2 separate regions of the Homo sapiens genome follow, and region 2 is linked to region 1. Evidence: chromatin loops called from intact Hi-C (ENCODE). Cell type or tissue: pancreas. All regions are shown on one strand. Each heading gives the region's core, and the rest is flanking DNA. Links, peaks and the distances in the headings are about the cores only.

Region 1 (10,420 bases), core at 1,228-9,227:
AAAGGAACTGTCATTATGCAAATAATGCTCAGAATGGTTCAGATAGTGAGTGAGCCTGCACCCTTACTTCTTGGTTGACCTAACAAGTTTCTTTTATTTTTATTGTAAAATATATCTAACATAAAATTTGCTATTTTAACCATTTAAATGTACAATCTGATGTCATTAATAATTACATCAGCAATGTTGTGCAACATATTGCCACTACCTATTTCTAGATTTTTCACCATTCCAAACAGAAACTCTGTAACCATTAAGCAATAACTCCCCAGTGCTCCCTTTCCTCCCCCAACTTCTGGTGTATTAGTCGGTTCTCACACTGCTAATAAAGACATACTCGAGAATGGGTAATTTATAAAGAAAAAGAAGTTTAATGGACTCACAGTTCCACATGGATGGGAAGGCCTCACATGGTAGAAGGCGAAGGAGCAAAGGCATGTCTTACATGGCAGCAGGCAAGAGAGCTTGTGTAGGGGAACTGCCCTTTATAAAACCATCAGATTTCATGAGACTTATTCACTATCACAAGAACAGCAGGGGAAAAAGCCCACCCCCATGATTCAATTACCTCCCACCAAGTCCCTCCCACAGCATGTGGGGATTATGGGAGCTACAGTTCAAGATGAGATTCAGGTGGGGACACAGCAAACCATATTACCTGGTAACCTTGAATCTACTTTCTAAGACAAATTTCTTAACCCTACTAAATCTCAATTTTCTTGCCTCTAAAAGAAGGATAATACAGGATTTCTAGGATAATTAAATGAGAAAAATCCAGGCACCTAGCCCAAATTTAGCTTAAAGCTTTAGTTGTTTTTACGTATTTTTGTTAGCAGATTGCAGTAATCATTTCTAAAGGAACAGAAAAAAAATAATAAGGGCAATTAAAACAGGGCAGTGAAGAGCCAATGAAACATCTAATTATACCTTCTCATTTTAGGCACAAGGAAAGTGAAACCCAAAAGGGAGGGTAAAATGAAGGCAAGTCTTCCAGTGTTATCCTTCATGGTTCTATGAAATAAGACGTGTATTTTTGTTGTGGTTATAAAAAAAAGTTTAATATGCAAATACATCAATAATGCATGTGAACCAAGCACTTTAAAAACTATAGCAGAAGTCACTTTTTGTTGGATACACAGCAAAAATATATACAAAAAGTTAATAGCAGTTATCTTTATATCATAAGGACATAACAATTTCTTGCAATTTCCTTAACTTTTAAAAGAAACTTTTACTGAGGTATGATTTACATAAAATATTCCCACTCTTAAGTGTATGATTTAATGATTTTTTAGTAAGTTTATAAAACTGTACAACCATCCCACAATACACAAAGATCCCATGTATTGATTTGCAGTCAATCTCCATTTCCATCCCAGCCACTGGTAACCACTGGTCTACTTTCTGTCTCTGTAGATCTGCCTTTTAACTGGACATTTTATATTATGAAATCATACAGTATGTGGTCTTTTGCATCTGGCTTCTTTAACCTAGCATAATGTTTTGCATTTAAGGTTTGTCAATGCTATAGCAACTGTCAAGAGTTATTCCTTTTTACTGCTAAATGAATTTCATTGTATGGATATACCATATTTATCCATTCACTAATTGATAGACATTTGAATTGTTTCCAGTTTTTGGTTATTATGAATGATGCTGTTAAGAATATTTGCATACAAGTCTTTGGGTGGATATATGTCTTCATTTCTCAAGTATATACCTAAGAGTGGAATTTCTGAGTCATATGGTAAAGTTATGTATAACTTCTCAAGAAATTACCACACTGTCTTCCATAGTACTGCTTTTACATTCTCACTAGCAATGTATGATGGCAAGGGTACCAGTTTCTCCACATCTCCACTAATACTTGTTATTGTCTTTTTATTATCTGTCTTTTTTATTATAGCCATTTTAATGGGTGTGAAGTTGTATCTCATTGTGGCTTTAATTTATGTTGCTCAAATGACTAATGGTGTTGACTGTCTGTGATAGTAGCTGTTCATGCCTTTGGTAAAATGTTTATTCCAATATTTTGCCCATTTTAAAAATTGAATTGTCTTATTGAGTTGTAAGAGTTCTTTATATATTCTATATCTATTTTCTCTAAGATTGTGGTTTGTCTTTTCAATTTTTTATTCATGTTTTTGACATGCAAAAAATTTTAATTTTAATGAAGCGCAGTTTATCAATGTTGTCTTCTATGGATTGTGCTTTCTTTCCTAATCCAAAGTCACTAAGAGTTTAGACCTAATTTTTTTTCTAAAAGTTTTATAGTTTTAGCTTTTACATTTAGGTCTATGATTCATTTTGAGTTAATTCCTCATGTATATGAAGGGTCTAACAATGTTTTGTGCATGAATACCCAGTTATCTCAGTATTTATTGAAAAGACTATCCCTTTCCTATAAATTGCTTTGGCACCTTTGTGAAATATCAACTGACATTAATTTCTGGACTCTTAATTTTATCCCATTGATATATGTCTTTTCTTATCCCAGTATCACACTATGTGATAACTAGCATTAGAGCAGTAGTTCTCAGCCAGGGGGTGACTTTGCCCTTCCTCCCTTCAGGGACATTTGGCAATGTCTGGAAACATTTTTGATTGTCATGACTGGGGGTAGGGGGTGATTCTGGCATCTAGTGGGGTAGAATTCAGGTACTTCTTTTTCCTGAAAGTAGGCCACTGTTTCCTGTTTCTTTGCATATCTTGTAATTTTTTGTTGAAAACTGGACATTTTAGATAACATTATTGTAGAACTCTGGGTTCTGATCTCATCTCTGTGACCCAGGGAGGTGGTAGTTGTTGCAACTGCTGTTCTCTTTGTTTAGTGATTGGTGTAGACTAATTCTTTGGAGGCTCTTTTCCCCATGTTGCACAGTCATTGATGTCTTTGCTTAGTTTTGTATTTCTAAAATCTTGTTTATATTTTTTAAGCCTGGCTTCCTAGGAGTCAGCCCTCTGTCAGTATAGTTTAGTGGTCAACAAGTGATTTGTCAGAGGTTGTACCCAAATACCTTTGACTAGGAAGGGCTTCTGCGTGTTGTCAGTGGATCCGTGTGTAAGCTGGAGAACACATTCAAAGTTTATGCAGTTTACAAGTCTTCCCAGCTTTTACTTCACCCAAGGCCTTATGTCTAAGGTCTCACATTTAGTCAGGAATGTTCAGAGGTAGCTAGGGCTTTCTCTGGTTTCTCTTAAATTGTGCTCAACCTTGCTCTTGCGTTCATCCTTCCATGCCACCAGAGATGTGTGGCAAGTACACTATGGCTGTTTCATTCCGTGAATCTCCCTGTTAGTTTCTGGCTTGTCTGTCAATCTCTTGCTTGCCCCAACCAGAACCTCAGGCTAACTGCACTGGCCTTTCCTATTCATTTGCTACTGAGATTCCTTTCATTTCTAACAATGCCCAGGAGCACGGAGTTTTTCTGCATTCTACTCCAAATCAGGTAACCCTCACAGCCTGTCCTGCCCTGATAGAGCTGCCATGCTGATGGAGCTGGAAGGGGATGAGAGCAGCTCTGGGCTAAAACATCACAGACACACTGTTCTTTCCTGGTTCAGGAGTTTTTCTTGGATAAATACTTCTCATTTTGTTGTATGCCTTTGGTCAATTTCCAGAATCCTGAATGGTTCGAGTTTTTTAATTGTCCATTTTATTCCTTTTGAGGGAAATGATTTGCTGAGCTTCTCACTCTGCCATTTGCCATTCCAGAAATGAATAGATAGATGTGTATATAGATACCTTTATTCATATTCTTTATAAGTTCCTCTACAAATTTCAGCCTTTATTTTTATTTTTGAGACAGAGTTTTGTTCTTGTTGCCCAGGCTGGAGTGCAATGGCGCGATCTTGGCTCACCGCAACCTCCACCTCCCAGGTTCGAGCAATTCTGCCTCAGCCTCCTGAGTAGCTGGGATTACAGGCATGCACCACCACAGCTGGCTAATTTTGCACTTTTAGTAGAGACAGGGTTTCTCCATGTTGGTCAGGCTGGTCTCGAACTCCCGACCTTAGGTGATCCGCCCACCTCGGCCTCCCAAAGTGCTGGGATTACCGCCCACCTCGGCCTCCCAAAGTGCTGGGATTACAGCAGTGAGGCACTGTGACCGGCCTATTTTCAGCCTTCTTAAAGCTTTACTCTTCCCATCTGAAAGGCCTTTATCCAATTCCAGCAAAGCCCTGCACATCTTTCCTATTCTCACAAGACTAAAAGCTTTCACAGAACCTTTCCTGATTTCCCAAACTTTGAGTGATTCTTCCATGTTTGTACATCCATAGTTAGTTCATAACTTCTACAACTCTTCACATTCTGCCTTATAATAATCATTTGTGGACATGTCTTTACCTCTTCTATTAGGTTATCAGGTGCTTAAGGATGTAGACAGTATCCTAGTCATCTTTTTATTCCTCTTGACAACAAATTTACTGAATAAACACCCTAGTTCTCAGAGGCCGATACTCTTTCCACCAGGCCAGGCTGCCTCATTTAAGGGTGATTGTAGTCCATTACTCTTGATTCTGAGTTTTCTATCAATAAAAGCTTTATCAAAACCATACACACTAAGAAAAGTCTACGCCTTATAAAAAAGATGGCACGTATTGCTTTCTTTTTCTGCAAATGTAGAAAATACACAGCAAACAATGATTCACAGAGTGTCGGGAGGGCCTAGTGTCAGGGATCCTTAATTAGTAAGGAATCCAAAATTGTAGTCCTTGGTCTTCCCCTGACTGGTTGTAAGGCCTTAGGCAAGTTATTCAACTTCTCTGGACCTCAGTTTATTTTCTGTAAAACGGAACTGGACTAGAACATTGGAATGTAATTCATGAGATCATTAATATAGTTATTCCACACATTTTTTGAGCTTTCACCTACTGTTTGCCAGAAGCTTTCATAGGCTTCAAAATATATATAGAAATCAAAATAAAATCTGTACCCTCAAACAGGACTGGCTTGCTTAATATTGTGGCTTTCAGTATTATATGGGTAGAGTACGATCCTAATCAAGCTTAACATAGATTCGGGAGGGAGGAGGATAATGAGGAAAGTAACTGACACTGGAACTGAATTTTAAGAGTTAATTGAATTTGAAAACAAGGGGAAAGGGAGCTATTTGATAAGGCAAAGATACTTGACGAAGGGGCCAGGACTATGAGATCCAAAGCACAGGTAGGAAGATTGGCCTTGAACTTGAACAAGGACATCCATTTTACTGAGAGCTATAAGACAGCCCTCTCCTGTAGCTCTTAAAGGCCTTGAGTGGGGGTCCAACAGGGGCACCTACCAAGATCCCCAAGAGTGATTCTCCCTTTTAAATTCAGCGTTCAGTCCTCCCCCAGTACCAAAGAGCCCATAAGATGCAAAAGTGAATGTTACTTAAAAAGAGGTTAAGGGACTCCCCTGGGAATAGCTTTCAAAAATACTTATCACTCATCAAAACTTCGAATGACTCAAAATGAATTTGGTGTGGGCTCAGCATTTTGAAGCAGTTCAGCAGTAAGAGTCTAGAAATTTTTGCCACTAGAGGGCAGTAGTATGTTTCTCCCCTCCCTCTCCTCCCTCTCCTCCCTCTCCTCCGTCTCCCCTCTCCCCTGTCCGCTCTCCCCTCTCTCCCTCGCCTCTCCCTCCCTCCCATTGTTAGCTGATTGAAGCCTGGGAGGCTGGAGATACAGTGAAACACCTTGCTTAAGTTTGTCAATACACCCTGCCTCTGACTGACGGTAGGATGCCAAGGTTCTTGGTTGTTCAGGCAAGCCTACTATACCAGCAGCCTGCTGGGGCCTCCACTGGAACCAAGTCAGTGATGAAACGTTCTACAAACAGAAGACTAAAAAGACTTTCCCCTTTCCTTTAAAACGTGACTGCCTTCTTTTAAAGACATTGAGCTAATAGTTAAGAGTTATTAGAAGATGAAAAATGTAATCTCGTGACAGAAGAGAATCCTAGAAAAATTCCGATTTGAACCCTATGAATAATTTTAGCTCATGTAGAACAATAGGTGTGTTGTGGAATAGTTTATTTCCTGACATAAATTGTAGTTGTCCATAGTTGTTAGGACATAACTCTGCCTAAGTCCTTTTGAAATTATTTTTCTTTAAACATTTATTGAATATATATGTACCAAAAACTGTGTGAGGCACTGGAGATCCAGAGCCAACCATGACATCGAACCTCTGGAGCCTCCAAGCCGGAAGAGGATGATGGGCAAGCCGAAGGTTATGTTTTGCTAGTAAAGGTGTGTACCAAATGCCACTAGAGTGTAGAAGGAAGATGAGTCAGGGAACAGGGGAAGTGAGTTTACCTAATTTAAGGGTGAGGTTTGGGGGCTGGAATTGAACCTTTTGAAGTAGGGAAGAGCTACGTGGTGATGAAGAGAGAGTGGTGAGAAATTTGTAACTTGAGCTTTCAGAGAGGAATTACCCATTTGAAATTTGAGCAATGAGAAATTTGTAGGTTGTGATAGGAGTCTAGCTGCAACAAATGAGGGAAAGACATTCTAGGAAAAGGAGTCATTGACGCACGAAGGCAAGGAGGGCACTGCAGTTTACAGCACCCAGTCCTTCTGGGCAGGGCTGCCAAAGGGTTACCACAATGCACGACCCATTCAAAGAAGAGCAAGAGGCTGGAGCAGAATGAGCTAGGGGAAGGTAGAAGAGGAGACCAGCAAAGTAACAGGGTCCCATCTTGGAAGACCCTGTGTAGTCCCTTGTCAAGAGTTTGACTTTTGGCCAGGCGCAGTGGCTCACGCCTGTAATCCCAGCACTTTGGAGGCTGAGTGGGAGGATCACTTGAGCCCAGCAGTTCGAGAACAGCCTGGGCAACACGACAAAACCCTGTCACTACTAAAACTACAAAAAAATTAGCCAGGTGTAATGCACACCTGGAGTCTCAGCTACTGGGGAGGCTGAGGTGGGAGAAGCCTGGGAGGTCAAGGCTGTAGTGAGCCTTGATCGTGCCACTGCACTCCAGCCTGGGCGACAGAGTGAGACCCTGTCTCAGAAAAAAAAATTTTTGACTTTTACACCAAGTAAAATAGAAGCCCCAGGAGACTGAGCACAGTTGTGACATGATCTGCTCTGTTTTCAAAGGGTCACTCTGGCTTCTGTGTGGAAAACAGATGGTAGGGGAGCCATGATGGGAGAAGGGACACCAGTTTGGAGGCTACTGAAATAATTCAGGTGAGGAATGCTGGTGACTCAGACCAGTGATGAGGGAGAACAACTATGGTCTATATTTTGAAGGTAAAGTTGACGCAATTGATTATGGGCATGAAAAAGAAAAGGTTTGACTCCAGTGTGTTTGATCTGAGCTATTGGAAGAATGCAGTGACCATTTTTGAATGGAGAAGATTAAGATCTAGGAGGGGTGCAATGATGAATTTGTTCTTGAACATGTTAAATTTTCATTTCTTATTAAACATCTGCCTGTTTACTGAGAGTAAGTAGTTAACTATGTGAACCTGGAATTCAGGAGAGGTCTGGGCTGGAGATACAAATTTGGACATTTGTCAAGGTATATATAGCCTGTAGACTTGAGATCCCTTAGGGTAAGCCACTTAGAGGTTGAGAAAAGAAATCACCCAAGGGCTGAGCCCTGAGGCCATCCAGTGTTTAGAGGTCTGTGGGATAAGAAGGGAGCAGAGAAGACCAGAGAGAGCCAAGGGACTCGGGGGGAAACCCCAGAAACCAAGGAGAAGGGAGTGAGCCACTGATGGATTAAGTAAAATGAGTCCTGAGAATTGGATTGGGTTTGGCAACATGGTGATGATTGGTGATCTTGACAAAAACTGTTCTGTAGAATAAGGGGGCAGAAGCCAGCTCAGAGGAAGTTCAAGAGGAAATGGAAGAAGAGGTAGAGACAATGAGTGTAAACAACCCTTTATAGGAGTTTCACTTGCGATGAGGAGCATAAAAACAGGTGGTAGCCAGGCATTAGAGATAGAGGATCAAGAAGAGATTTTCTTTTGGAGGGCAATATTACAATCTGTTTCTCTTCTGATGGGAATACTCCCTCAGAGAGGAAAAGTTTGGTATTGCAGGAGAGAGGATAATTGCAGGAACCATGTCCTTAGGTAGGCGGTAGGCGTGGCCTCGCCGGAGTGTTTGGACAGTTCCCTCATTGTAACCGGAGGGAAGCTGAGCACCGGGAAGAGAAGCAGGTAGTACGAGGAGCAGCACAGGGGAGTCCTCTTCTGATTGCTTCTATTTTCTCAACGAAATAGGAAGTAAGATTATTAAGAGTGGGAATAGGGGAGAAGATGTTGGCATTTAAGGCAAAAGAACTTGAGAAAAAGGATAAGAAATAGTTTTATAGGAAAGTGGCAGTCTGAAGGATAGGGAAACTGCCTGTTTTATTTTCTGTCAAACTGGACTAATAATGTTACCTGTGGACTCTCTACCAACCCCCCCGACTGAGGACAACTTGAAAAGCCAAATAAATCTTAAAACGAGGCTTAGTGCAGTAGCTCACACCTGTAATCCCAGCACTTTGGGAGGCCGAGGCAAGCGTATCACCTGAGGTCAGGAGTTCAAGACCAGCCTGACCAACATGACAAAACCCCATTTCTACTAAAAATACAAAATTAGCACGGCATGGTGGCACGCGCCTGTAATCCCAGCTATTTGGGAGGCTGAGGCAGGAGAATTGCTTGAACCCAGGAGGCAGAGGTTGCAGTGAGCCAAGATTGCACGACTGCACTCTAGCCTGGGCAACAAGAGCAAAACTGTATCTCAAAAAGAAAAAAAAAAAAGAAAAAGAAAGAAAAAGAAAAAAAATCTTAAAAAGAAAAATCTTTTAAAAGCATTGAAGAACCAAAAGCCTAGTGAAGGATGACCAGACCAAAATCTAGGAGGAATGAACCCAAAGAAGTAAACTGCCCAGCATTCCAGGCTACCTTGACCTGAAGGCGTTTGTTAATAAGGAAGAAACATCCAGGACACTGAGTTCCTCAACTGTGCCTGGAGGGGAGCATCGAAATCAGCCACCCACCTGCACTCCCAGTCCTTTTAGGCTCACCTTCAATTCATATGTCTATGGGATGCTCTAGGAAGAGGAACAAGGCAGAGCCTCTGCCTTATAATCTGCTGGGTTTGAGGAAGGAGAAGCCAGGCAGTTGTCCCTGGAGATTGGGTTGTTTGTTTTATCTTATCCGCCTTAGGAAGCAGAAAGCAGTATGGTAAAAGGAGAGGACCCCCGATGAGGAAGGAAAAGAAGGCTGTGTATGGTAGCTCACGCCTGTAACTCAGCACTTCAGGAGGCTGTGGTGGGAGGACTGCTTGAGGCCAGGAGTTTGAGACCAGCCTGGACAGCATAGTGAGACCCTGATTCTACAAAAAATAATAAATTAGCCAAGCGTGGTGGCTCACACCTATAGTCCTAGCTACTCCGAAGGCCGAGGCAGGAGAATTGCTTGAGCTATAACTTCAGCTGCAGTGAGCTATGATCATGCCTCTGCACTCCAGCCTAGGCAACAGACTGAGACCTTGTCTCTAAAAATGAAGAAGATAGACGCAGAATGGGAGCAGCAGTAGGGTCGTTCAGGGATTCTTCATGCAGAACTCCAACCACAGCACAGTTCTGCTAACTTCTGGGAGCAGGGAGCTACAGAGAGCAGCAGTCCCCACCTAGCACCCCAAGATCGTATATGCGATACTGCACTTCAGAGGTCCCCTGTCCTCACAGGGAGGTATCAGCTTAGCCCCTCCACATTGTTCTAGCCTCATCACCCACCACTTCCTGCTTCCCAGCTCACACTGTTCCAGCACCAAAATGGGTAGGTGGCTCAATTGGCTGATGGGGAAGAGAAATAGACTGGGCCACGGGAGCCAGAGGGACAAAGAATGTACACATGTGGGGTGTACATGCAAATGGAGAAGGGGGAAGATGTGAAGCTGGCATTGTTTGTAAGAGTGCAAGGATCTATGGGTACATGTGTCACTGTGTGACCAGTGAGAGGGGTTATATATCATAGGGGTTACTGTCTGGGTGGCCCCTAGCCCTCTCTGCTGGAGTCCCACCCCACTTGACTATGCAGCCAAGCTAACATAATGGAGACCAGCAGAAAGCCCTGCACTCCTGGGCTTAGCAAAAGGCACTTCAGGTGAGAAAGAGCAGCCAGCTGAGCCCTGTAGGGCCAAAGCATCACCCACCTCCTATTCCCAGTCAAGGCAGGCGGCATCACTGAGGAGACAGCCTGCTGAGGCTTTGGACTGTCAGTGTTCTTCAGGGCAAGGAGCAAAAACCAACTCTGGCTACTTACATAAAAGGTGTTTATGGAAGGATATATGGAGGTTCAGATAGTCTGCAGAAAGTCAGAGGCCTAGGCTTGAAGAATAGGCAGACAGCAGGGGTTTTAGAGGCCAGGCCACAGAAACCCCTGGACAGGGGCCACTTCCAGACAGCCCCATTGCTGGACCACCC
Region 2 (10,420 bases), core at 1,530-9,529, 140 kb after region 1:
TCTAGAGTCTCCAATATTGCATCATCTCTAGAATTACTGTCCGCTCTCAGCTCTGCGACTGGTGATCTTTGCTAAGCAATGGTCTCACCCAGTACATATATACTTTAACCCTGGATCAAGAATACTTATCCAGATTTCTCCCCCCATCCCCTAAAACACGTACACCATGTGCAGTTCCCTCTTCCTTCTTTCCCTGCCCCACACATCCCAGCTGCTTCAGCAGCCCAGAACTTCACTTCTGCCACCTCAGTTCAGCTTGAGCTCTACCTCAAGAGCTCAAGGAAAGAAAACCTCCCTAGACAGAAAGCCAGGCTGATCATGTGACTTACCTTGTATGTTTCTCTTCTCTCAAAAATCACGGGGCCCTGCACTACCTGCCATTCAGTGCTTGAAAACATCATCTCATGTATCTTGTTTGATTTTATGATTGTTTTTGACAGAAGGGCAAGTCTAGTACTAGTTAGTCTGTCATCCATTGAGAACTAAATCCCCATATTTCACAGCAAGAAGTTTGTACATAACACCTAAAACTGAATATTTTTATTTTTTGAGACAAGGTCTCACTCTGTCGCCCAGGCTGGAGTGCAGTGGCACAAACATAGCTCACTGCAAACTCAACCTCCCTGGCTCAAGCAAGTCCTCCCACTTCAGCCTTCTGAGTAGCTGGGACTACAGGTACAGGCGTGTGCCACCATGCCAGCTAATTTTTGACACGATCTCACTATGTTGCCCAGGCTGGTCTTGAACTCCCGGGCTCAGGTGATCCTCCCATCTTGGTCCCCCAAAGTGCTGGGATTACAGGCAGGAGCCACCACACCCAGCTAAAGCTGAATAATTAAGAAACAACCATATAGGCACATTTTCAATATATACAGGTAATCTGTAGACAATCCAATGTCAGAAATAGTCAAAAGTAATTCTGTCTACTTTGCAATTGGGACTGGCTGGGGTGAGGGATGGGGCTGGGTTCAACTGCTTTTTTAAGAAAAAGTCCTTCTGTACAATTTGATTTTCTAAATCATGTGTAGGTATTATCCACTCTTGTTTATCTCTGTATAAAGCCCAACCAAACTCTTCAGTTTAGCATACAAGGCCCCTCACCCACTTCGTCCCTGCACTTCAAATTCCTCAATAGTGAACCTCTCCCCCTTTCCTTGACATGCCATGCTCATGGCAGGATGCCTTGGCTCTGCTTCGTTGACCCTACCCATTTATCTCATCATTTAGATCCCGAGGCCTTTCTCCCCATCATGCTTTGGCCCTTGAGGGCAGTGGGAGCCCCGTGTTGGTGCTTGGCAGACAGCGTGCCAGGAGCGCTGCCGCCTTTCCATGTCTCTCTTAGTCATGTCACCTCTTGTGCATTTCCTCTCCATTTGTCAGCCTGGCTTGCTGGGTCTCACACATTCACTGCATTTTCTCACGGATAATCTAAGAAACAAAAACTGCTCAGTAGTCTACCTAATTCACAATGCATCTTGCTGGTAGAATAATCAAAATGAAATTTAAAAAAGTGAGAGTGGCGAAAAGTATACTTGATAAAATATTGTTTTTTAACCAAAAGATGTGTAAAATAATAAGATTCTAGACTATATTGATTGATATAAAATTTGACCCAGGAAAGTCAAAGTTGGAAGAATTAAAGGCCTATGTACATCTATCACCATGAAAAAAGCTTTATTCAGTACAATTTGGTGTGAACAAAACAAACAGATCAACCAGTGAAACTGGTACTATACAATGCCAAAGGAAGAAAAGAATAGATGGCAAAAATAATTCTGATAACATAAAAGTGAAAGTCAAAAAAATAGGAAACTATTGAATTGCCTTGCATTAGAAAATTGATGAAGGAAATAAATTGGCTCAACAGAGTTTATGCTGGAAAATATTTTCTTAACAGGAAAATATCCCCAGGATGAAGATGATGGGTTTGTAACACCCACTGTGTTCTTCTATTTCTCTGCATTTTTGTTCAAGGCCATCCTTTTGTCTAGAAGATGCTCTTCTGACTTGGCCTCCTCCCAACTTCTACTCACCCCTTGGTGAACTCGTGTCATCTCCTCTATGAAGACTTCCCTGCAACCCAAGGCACCTTCTCTGTACCTTCTTTGCACTCCCACTATCCCTTGCACATCTTTTATGTGGCTTGACTGTGTTGTATTTTTTGTTTTTTTCGAGATACAACTTCCCTCTGTGGCCCAGGCTGGAGTGCAGTGGTGTGATCATAGCTCACTGCAACCTCACACTTGTGGGCTAAAGTGATCCTCCTGCCTCGGCCTCTAAAGTACTGGGATCACAGATGTGAGCCGCTGGGCCTGGCTGATTGTGTTGTATTAAACAGGCATCTGTCTATGGGCTTGAACTCTTCCATGTATCTTGATGTATTTGGTTTTTGATCACCAGTATCCAGCAGATTTTTTGGTTCAATACACATTTGTTCAATATGAGTAAGTTTTGTAAGAGGGGAGAAGAGGAGATGCACAAAGGTGACTAAGATATAGCTCCTGTCCTCAAGAAGTGCGTTCTCTGGCAAGCAGATGGCCAAGGGAAGTTTTAAAAATGGCCACAGTGGGAGGCCATGAGAGGCCCTGTGCCCAGGGACAGTGAGCTCAGAGCTGGCTGAGGGAATCTAGGATTTCTTTCTTAAAAAATACAGTGGGAAGTTGGCCAGATGCAGTGGCTTATGCCTGTAATCCCAGCACTTTGGGAGGCTGAGGTAGGAAGATCACTTGAGGCCAAGCATTTGAGACCAGTCCGGGCAACATAGAGAGACCCCCAACATCTATGTGAGCATGGTGGTGTGTGTCTGAAGGCTTAACTATTTGGGGTCCTGGCAGGTTGAGTCTGCAGTGAGCCATGATCATCACTGAACTCCAGTCTGGGCAACAGAGCAAGACCCTGTCTCAAAAAAAAAAAAAAAAAAAAAAAAAAGAAAAAGAAAAAGAAAAAAAGAAAAGAAAAAAAAGGTTTCTCCCTTGCATGATAACTTTTAAAAAATGAAAAATTTAGACAAAATAGAAAATCACTCATATTTCTATCACATAATGTAACTATTTTTTTAAACTTCTTTCTCTGTAAGTTTTGGGGATTGAAAAAAACTTTTTATTTTGAAATGATTATAAATTCACAGAAAGCTGCAAGAACAGTACAGAGATGTCCTGTGTACCCTTCACTCAATTTTCCCCAATGGGGACATCTTACATGTGTATAATACAGCCTCAAAGCCAGGGAAGTGACATTGGTCCAATCCCCAGATCTTATTCAGATTCCACCAGTTTTACATGGTAGAGCTTTTTGCTAACAGAGTTATAATGGGCTTATATGTGTGGTCCATATCTTATTTCTTGAATTAACTTTATCTCATGCAGCTTTTTAAACATTATTGCATAAATCATTTATAAGGTCTACATAATGAACATTCACCCACCTCAAGTAGCAGTTGGCTAAGTTTGTCCCCCGCTTCTGATGTTTCCATTACTTCCAGTTACACTGTTAGGAACAATGCTTCTGTATTTTATATTCTTCTTATATACATCTATGTTTTATATTCTTAGAATAAATTATCTAAAGAAGAAAGGAAGGAGATACAGGATGATAAATGCTTAAGGGGGCTATGTAATACTTTTTTCTTAAGATAGGAAAGAATTAAACATACATTGGTTTTGGGTCTGACCAAGTACAGAGGGAGCAGTGGAAGATACAGGGGAGAGGTCTTCTGACTGGAAAACACATAGGAGGGGATGGGGACACGGGAGGCTGAGAGCATTCATGTCCTCAATTTTTTACCCTTCCCTGTCTGCAAGCCGTTTGCCATGTAACTTTGGAGTTCTTCCCATAAAAGCACAGTATTTATTTCCCTACTCTGCAGGGCTTGCTTTGGCATGCAGAATGAAGCAAAGGGTCAGTGTGCCAGTTCTGAGCCTAGGCCTCAAGGGGCATTGAGCGTTTCCAGGGCTCTCTCTTGAGCCTCTGTCATAGATATGAAAATGCACCCGAGCCAGCCTGTTGGAGGTGAGAGACCAGGGAGCAGTGCGCGATCTCCCCAGCTGCCTCTGCCAAGGGTGGCCTAGATCAGCCAACAGCCCGCAGCCCCTCACACGTGATGTGTCCAGCCCAAATCAGCAAAGCTGCCTGACTGACCCGAAGCACAGAAGTGGTAAAGTTTATTATTGTATGTCATTGAGGTACAGATGACTTTTCACCTGGGAACTTTGCAGCAGAAGCTGACTGATACATGGTGCTCAGGATAGAGGTAGAGGGAAAGAAGGAAAAGAGGTTTCAGATCTAGGTAAGTCCAGGCATTACAGAAAGAGCTGCTTTTCTGTGGATGTGGTCGTGTTCTTTGCAAAGACTATTTCTTTTCTGCCTCTGATGGTGGGTGGGCAGAGGATGACCATGCATCTTAAATGAGCCACTTAAACTGAGGAATTAAACTCTTTTTTTTTTTTTTAAGATGGAGTCTTGTTCTGTCGCCCATGCTGGAGTGCAGTGGTGTGATCACAGCTCACTGCAAGCTCCACCTCCCAGGTTCAAGCAATTCTCCTGTCTCAGCCTCCCGAGTAGTTGGGACTACAGGCATGCGCCACCACACTCAGCTGATTTCTGTATTTTTAGTAGAGACAGGGTTTCACCATATTGATCAGGCTGGTCTCAACCTCTTGACCTCAGGTGATCCGTCTGCCTCGGCCTCCCAAAGTGCTGGGATTACAGGCGTGAGCCACCACGCCTAGCTAGGAATTAAACTCTTAAAGTTTTCTGTCTCAGCTACCAGGGCCAAGATGTAAGAAAAGGGAAGTTAGACTTTTGTTTAAAGAAAGCATGAGACAGGCCACCCTACGAACCAGGGCTGCCATAGACAGTGATGCAGGCTGTGCCCTGCACAAGGGCTCCTGGCCAAGGGCAGTGTGAGATGCATTCAGTGCAATGAAGCATGGATAGGAAGAACATGTCTGCATCAAAGTGCAACTTATACTCTGTGTACCAAAAAGAGTTTCACTGATAAGAATGAGGGGAAAATAGCACCTACAATTAGATACAGAATTTCCTCAGTATCAAAAAGCTAAGTTGTTTCTTTTCTGAAGCCCTTGATATACAATAAAAATAAATCTTATGCCCCACAGATAACGCTGGTTTAGTTTCGGTATCTTGGTGCCACCAGGAGCTGCGTGCTCTTTTTGAAATGATGAGAGTAGGTAAAAAGTAAGGAGTCTCTCCTGTTTCTCTTTATAGGATGGTTTTCCTGCTCTGTTAAGTGGCGCTCATCCTTCAGCTCCACACTCAAGGGGCAAGGACTCCTGTGGTTAAATATTCTGAGATCAATGCCACAGAGGGAAGCCACTCAAAGGGAAAGTCTTGGGCCTTTGGGTGTGGGGCAGGACTTTCTCGAGTTCCCGTGAGTCAGAGAGTCTCAGGAAGGGAAGGATCAGCAGAGTCATTCGGACCACCCTTTCATTTAACAAATGAGGAAAAAGAAGCCAGAGGGGGAAGGGACTGGCCCAGGGTCACGTAGCTCATAAACGACACAGCGGCAATGAAAACCCAGAGACTTTCACTTCTCTCCCTTCATTCTTTTTCTTCCATTCTCATCAAACCCGAAGAACAGGAATGGATGGTTGTTATAATACTGGTCCAGGAGGAGAGGCTTTAAATCAGAGTCCAAGGCAAAGTCCCTTTCAGAAAGCTCTGCTGGCCTGAGAGCCTTCCTCAATGCTTTGCCCACACGGCGCTGCACGATGCTGCCACGGCACCTCATGCCTCAGTGTGCTCTGGTTATATCTCAGGTCCCCCTGACCAGGAGAAATCTCCTGGAACAGTCAGAGACAGGTCACACCTCAGGCCGAACGCCCTGGGCCCAGGGTTAGGATTCACAGAATTGCGTGCTGAAACCTCCCAACAGTGGTTGAACTCTGGGTTCTGACACATGAGTGGATCAGGACCAACTGGGTCTAGATTTCTAAAATGCCTTCTGAAATGCTGCTTTTCCAGCAGTGGCAGAGAGCAGGGTGAGCAGTGAGGAGAATATAGGGAGGGGAAGACTGTGCTCTCAGACACCAGGACAGCCAGCCCAAATACACACCAGAGCCTGGGCCCAGTGGGTTCTAGTCCTGCCCTGTGTAACTTGCTGTGCAGCTTTGGGCAGATCCCCTCCCCTATCTGGTCCATGGCCTCCCAATCTGTGACATGAAGGCGTGGACCGGATGGTCACTGAGGCCCCTCCCAGCTTGGCCATATGTCCAGCCTTGAACCACGTGTAGACTCAAAGCAATTAGCCAAGAAGAGGAGTCTCCAGACAATTCCTCTTGCTCCACCCTGCCTCTGTGTCTGGTTCCTCTCCTGGCAGTTTCTATTTTCTGCTCTGTCTGGACAGAAGGGCTTGCTTGGCTCTGTCTGTCTTCCAGCCTTCCCTAGGAAATTGTCTTTGCTTGGAGCACAATGACGCACAGGGGTGCCCCCTGCCGCTCAGCTCTGTGCCATGGGCTTCCAAGGGCTACAGAACAATGGGGTGGAGGGGGAGCCTTTGGGTCAAAGTCTTGGGCAGCTGCCAGGCAGAAGGGAAGTGCAGAGGCTGGCCCTGGTGCAGGGTCACAGAGATCTCCCTTCTCTCTCTGCACTGTCTCCTTGGCCTGAGTAAGCAGAAGGTCCTGGATGCTGCAGCCACAGAGGCGGGAGGCAGAACAGCAGAGACCTGAGAAGGATAGGAGTGACTCTTCAAGAATGAGGTCTGGAGACCAGAGCAGGAAGCCCTCAGAATAGAGAGAACATGGGCAAGGTGGTCAGCAGGCTGGTGGGCAGCCCCGCTCAGATCCCTCCCCTAGAGCAGAATGGTTACAAAACCTGGGTATGGGGGCCTATTCTGGAGTGGCCTGGCCCAAACAGCAAATTGTTGTGAACCCCCATATTTTAACTTAAAAATCCAGTGCCTGTCACATGATGGACGCTCAGTAAATGTTTACTGAATTAATGTGAATCCTGCATTCTACTGCATCATCTGTATAATTCCTGATTTTCGGGCTCTTGAGGGCTTCTCGTACCCCTAGCTCACTGCCTTGTACCCTCTGAGAAGCAGGGCTGGGATGGAGAGAGTTCTGCGTGTGTTGTCGGGCACCCTGAGCCATCGCTGGGCCAAGCCATTGCACCTGCCAGGGCCCTGGTTTTCCCATCTGTGAGACAGGATAGAGAGGCAGGACCGCAGGCCTCAGCCAGCTCGGGAATGGCAACTGCTGGCACTCCAGTGTGCATCAGTATGTCTGAGATAGCCGGCGAACGGAGCACTGGGGCAATGTTTGAAGGGCAACTGAGCCTCACTAGGGTGAAGCTTGTGCCAAAGCAGCAGGAAAGCGTGTTCCATACTCTGTGCCACCTCTGATTGCGTCTTGAATATTCCATGCTTTTATGTTTCTGGGTATGACCAGAAGCTTGGAAAAAGTTCCTTGCATTGTGACCCACATGTATATCTGTGTTAAAAAAAAATGCTGAAGTCTGCATCATGCTTTTCAGATTTGTTAATTCATTTGATTATTCATTCGTTTATTCATTCATTCCAAAAACATTCATTGAACACCACAATGTGGCAGATGGTAGGGTCCCTCATTGGGAGGAGACACTCAGTGAAATAAACAGACAATTACACTGCAATGCACGAAGTGCTATAATGATGGCATGAACAAAGTGTTTAGGATGGTTTGCAATGGCACTCACCTTTTCCTCTGGAGCACAGAGTGTGTCCATGTGCTCATCACCATCACTCTCTGAAGAGGGGACAGTGTCTATGGAGGAGGACCCTGAGGCTCAGAGAGGTTAAGTGACTCACACAAGATCACACAGTCCTTATCTTCCGATGCTAAACCCAGTGCTCAAGGGATTACTTTGTATGTTACCCCACAGCTATGGATATAATGTTATGACTCACCTCCTTTTGGGGTTCTTTTAGTGAATCACTGTTGCTTTATTAAGTCTCTTTTGTCCTGCTAAAAAAAAAAAATTGTGAAACTATCTGCTTGACCACTTTCTTTATAAAACTGGTCGGTCTGATGGGCTTGTGTTAACCTTTAAGAAAATGAAAATATTTTAAGATTTTCTTTTTTGGCCCTATCTTGGGCTGGACAGTCATTCCCATCTCTTCCCTCCACAGACAGCCATGGTCTTTAGACCATCCAGGAGAAACCTCCCTAGGTTTGTGAGCTGTTGGGATCATTGTTACCACTGTGGGTCCCTTTTCAGCCTCCTATGTATCAAACTGACTTTGCTTTCCTTTCAACCTTCCAGAAATTAGACCCACAAAACATAGAGATGGGTCACATAAGTCAAAACGGAGGCAGAGGCTGGTGAAACCCTTTACCCTCTGACAACAGTGTTCTTCAGGATTCTTGAGAACAGGTGAACACATTTGAATTGAGCCCTGACTTTGCTCTGTGACTCTGTCCCTGTCCTTGAACCTCTCTGAGCTTCCATGAGCTCATCTGGCATACAGATATATCAACAGTCACACAGATCACAAAAAGATGCCAGGGTTTACAAAGCAATTCGTAAAAAGTGACCTCCTTGATGAATGGAGGGTGCCCAGCAGGCTTCTTTAGGGTGTGTGAGCAAGGCAGCATGAATATTGGAAAGAGTCTGGACTTTGAAGTGAGAAGATCCAACTTCAGACTCTGACGCTGCCTTTTACGAGCTATGTGACTTTGAGCAAGTTTCCAACAGCCCTAAGACTCAGCAGCATAACTAGGATGATGATGGCACCTTCCCCATCCACCTTACCCCCAAGTTGTTAAGAGAATGAAAGCAGCTGAAGCCCTGCTAACCAGGCAATCTGGGCTGCATGCTGGTCAGTGCCAGGACCAGGGTTGAGTTTCTCCTTCAGCAACCGCAGTCCTCCCAGAGGATGGGAGTCTTGTGTGCTTCAGACAATAAGATCCTGCCAAGACAAGAAAAGGAAGCTGACAATTTCTCACTTCTTTCAGCTGTCTCTCGAGCTCCCTCCACAGGCCCACATCACCCCACTAGCCTTCTACACTCCCAAAACACTTTTCAGAAGGGCTTGTCTCCCTTCCTTCTGGCACAGCACCAATGCTCTGTCTAGTCTGGAGGTGGACTTGCTGCTTCACACTCTAGAAAATGCGGGGCTGTTGAGTGACAGTGGCACCCACCACGGGAGTCCCACTTTTTTACCCTACAAAGCTTATCTGGGCGGATGCCAGGTTCCTAGGTTTGGGTTCCCTCCACTATGAGGGGCTCAGCCCACTTGGAGTCAAAAGGAAACAGCCCAGCTACCGACTTGCATAGGAGACCCTCTGGGAAGGTTTGCTGGTGGAAAGACCACTCTGGCTGCTCCTCGAGTGTTGCCGGGGTGTACTCTGCTCTGCCTGCAGGCCTCCCCAGCCCAGGAGGACCCATTCCACCTGTTGGAGATTTGCTGGCTACCTCCAGGTGGCCAACGAGGGTGTGGCAACTTCACAAATAAGGAAAACCAGGATAAGAGGCAATGTTTGCCTCTGTGAAACAAGTTTGCGATAGTTTTGTGATAATTCTGATTAGGCTGTTCCAAAACCATTGTTTTGCCAACAGCAGCTCTCCTCCATTTTTTTCTTTCTTTCTTTTTTTCTTTTTAGAAATCAAAGGCCATGACTGTTCACCTTTCCTTTGAAGTATTATGTCTATTTGCTTATTTGATTCAGATAGGTTGAGAACCATATGGCTCTCCTTTTTAAGTAAAATTTTCCTTCTTTAAGCCACCGATCCATAGGAAACAAACATCTGTGGAATAAAACAAAGTACACCATACAATGAATATTGACTAAATAGAAAATAGGCATTCATATTTGAAGGCAAGATACATAAGTTATATCAGTAATCATTGACCATAAGCTGACTGTCAACATAACCTGAGGTGGTAAATGCTCCACCAGTGCTCAGGTTGTCTCTAGAAATTCCATCAGGTCTTCTAGGAGGATGGCATTTTCTGTGTGGTATAACCATTCTTAAAAATATTTAACATAAGTACCCACATAATGTTTTTCTGACATATATTGCAAAAATAATTTTGGGAGAAAATCCATAAGCATGTCACATAATATTATACAGAATACAGTTGAGAAAAGTTGCCTACAAGAGCAAAAGCAAAGGCAGATTTTGTGGGTTCCAGGTACCAGGGTACACATCTAGCCCAGCTTAGGACAGTGGAAGACAGTCAGAAATGTCCAGACCCCTGCCAAATTATTGAAGACTTGAGCTCTGAGGGTCTGCAAACCTGTGGAAGATGTCCCCTTCCACTGGAGGGAATGACAAGGCCAGAGCAATCAGTTCAAGCAGCTCCCCACACCTCGGGTTTCTGCCTATAATTCAAACCACAGGAGAGACACAGCTTCACTTGTTCTCTTTCCTCACTTTTGTTCTCATCTGAGAGGGCACTGAAACCCTCAGCCTTCCT

Evidence for each region. Hi-C counts contacts between places; a loop is a spot of excess contacts. Peaks named below come from ENCODE experiments on the same cell type or tissue, not always from the same donor. Only the 100,000 strongest peaks of a DNase experiment are listed, where the experiment ranks them.
Region 2: it touches region 1 in a loop (2.9-fold over the local background); 49 of 110 quality-filtered maps call a loop at or near these places.

What each region holds. Positions count from the first base shown.
Region 1 is chr1:117,529,656-117,540,075 of GRCh38, forward strand. No RefSeq gene overlaps it. Among named protein-coding and RNA genes, the nearest start is that of TENT5C-DT, 71 kb to the right of the region's middle. RefSeq lists silencers at 5,421-5,490, 5,511-5,750. In pancreas, for the core only: CTCF peaks have their summits at 5,510 (motif pointing right) and 8,000; a DNase peak (open chromatin) is centred at 8,106.
Region 2 is chr1:117,665,761-117,676,180 of GRCh38, forward strand. No RefSeq gene overlaps it. Among named protein-coding and RNA genes, the nearest start is that of TENT5C, 65 kb to the left of the region's middle. In pancreas, for the core only: no CTCF peak of the experiment used is centred there; a DNase peak (open chromatin) is centred at 6,521; H3K27ac peaks cover 1,324 bases.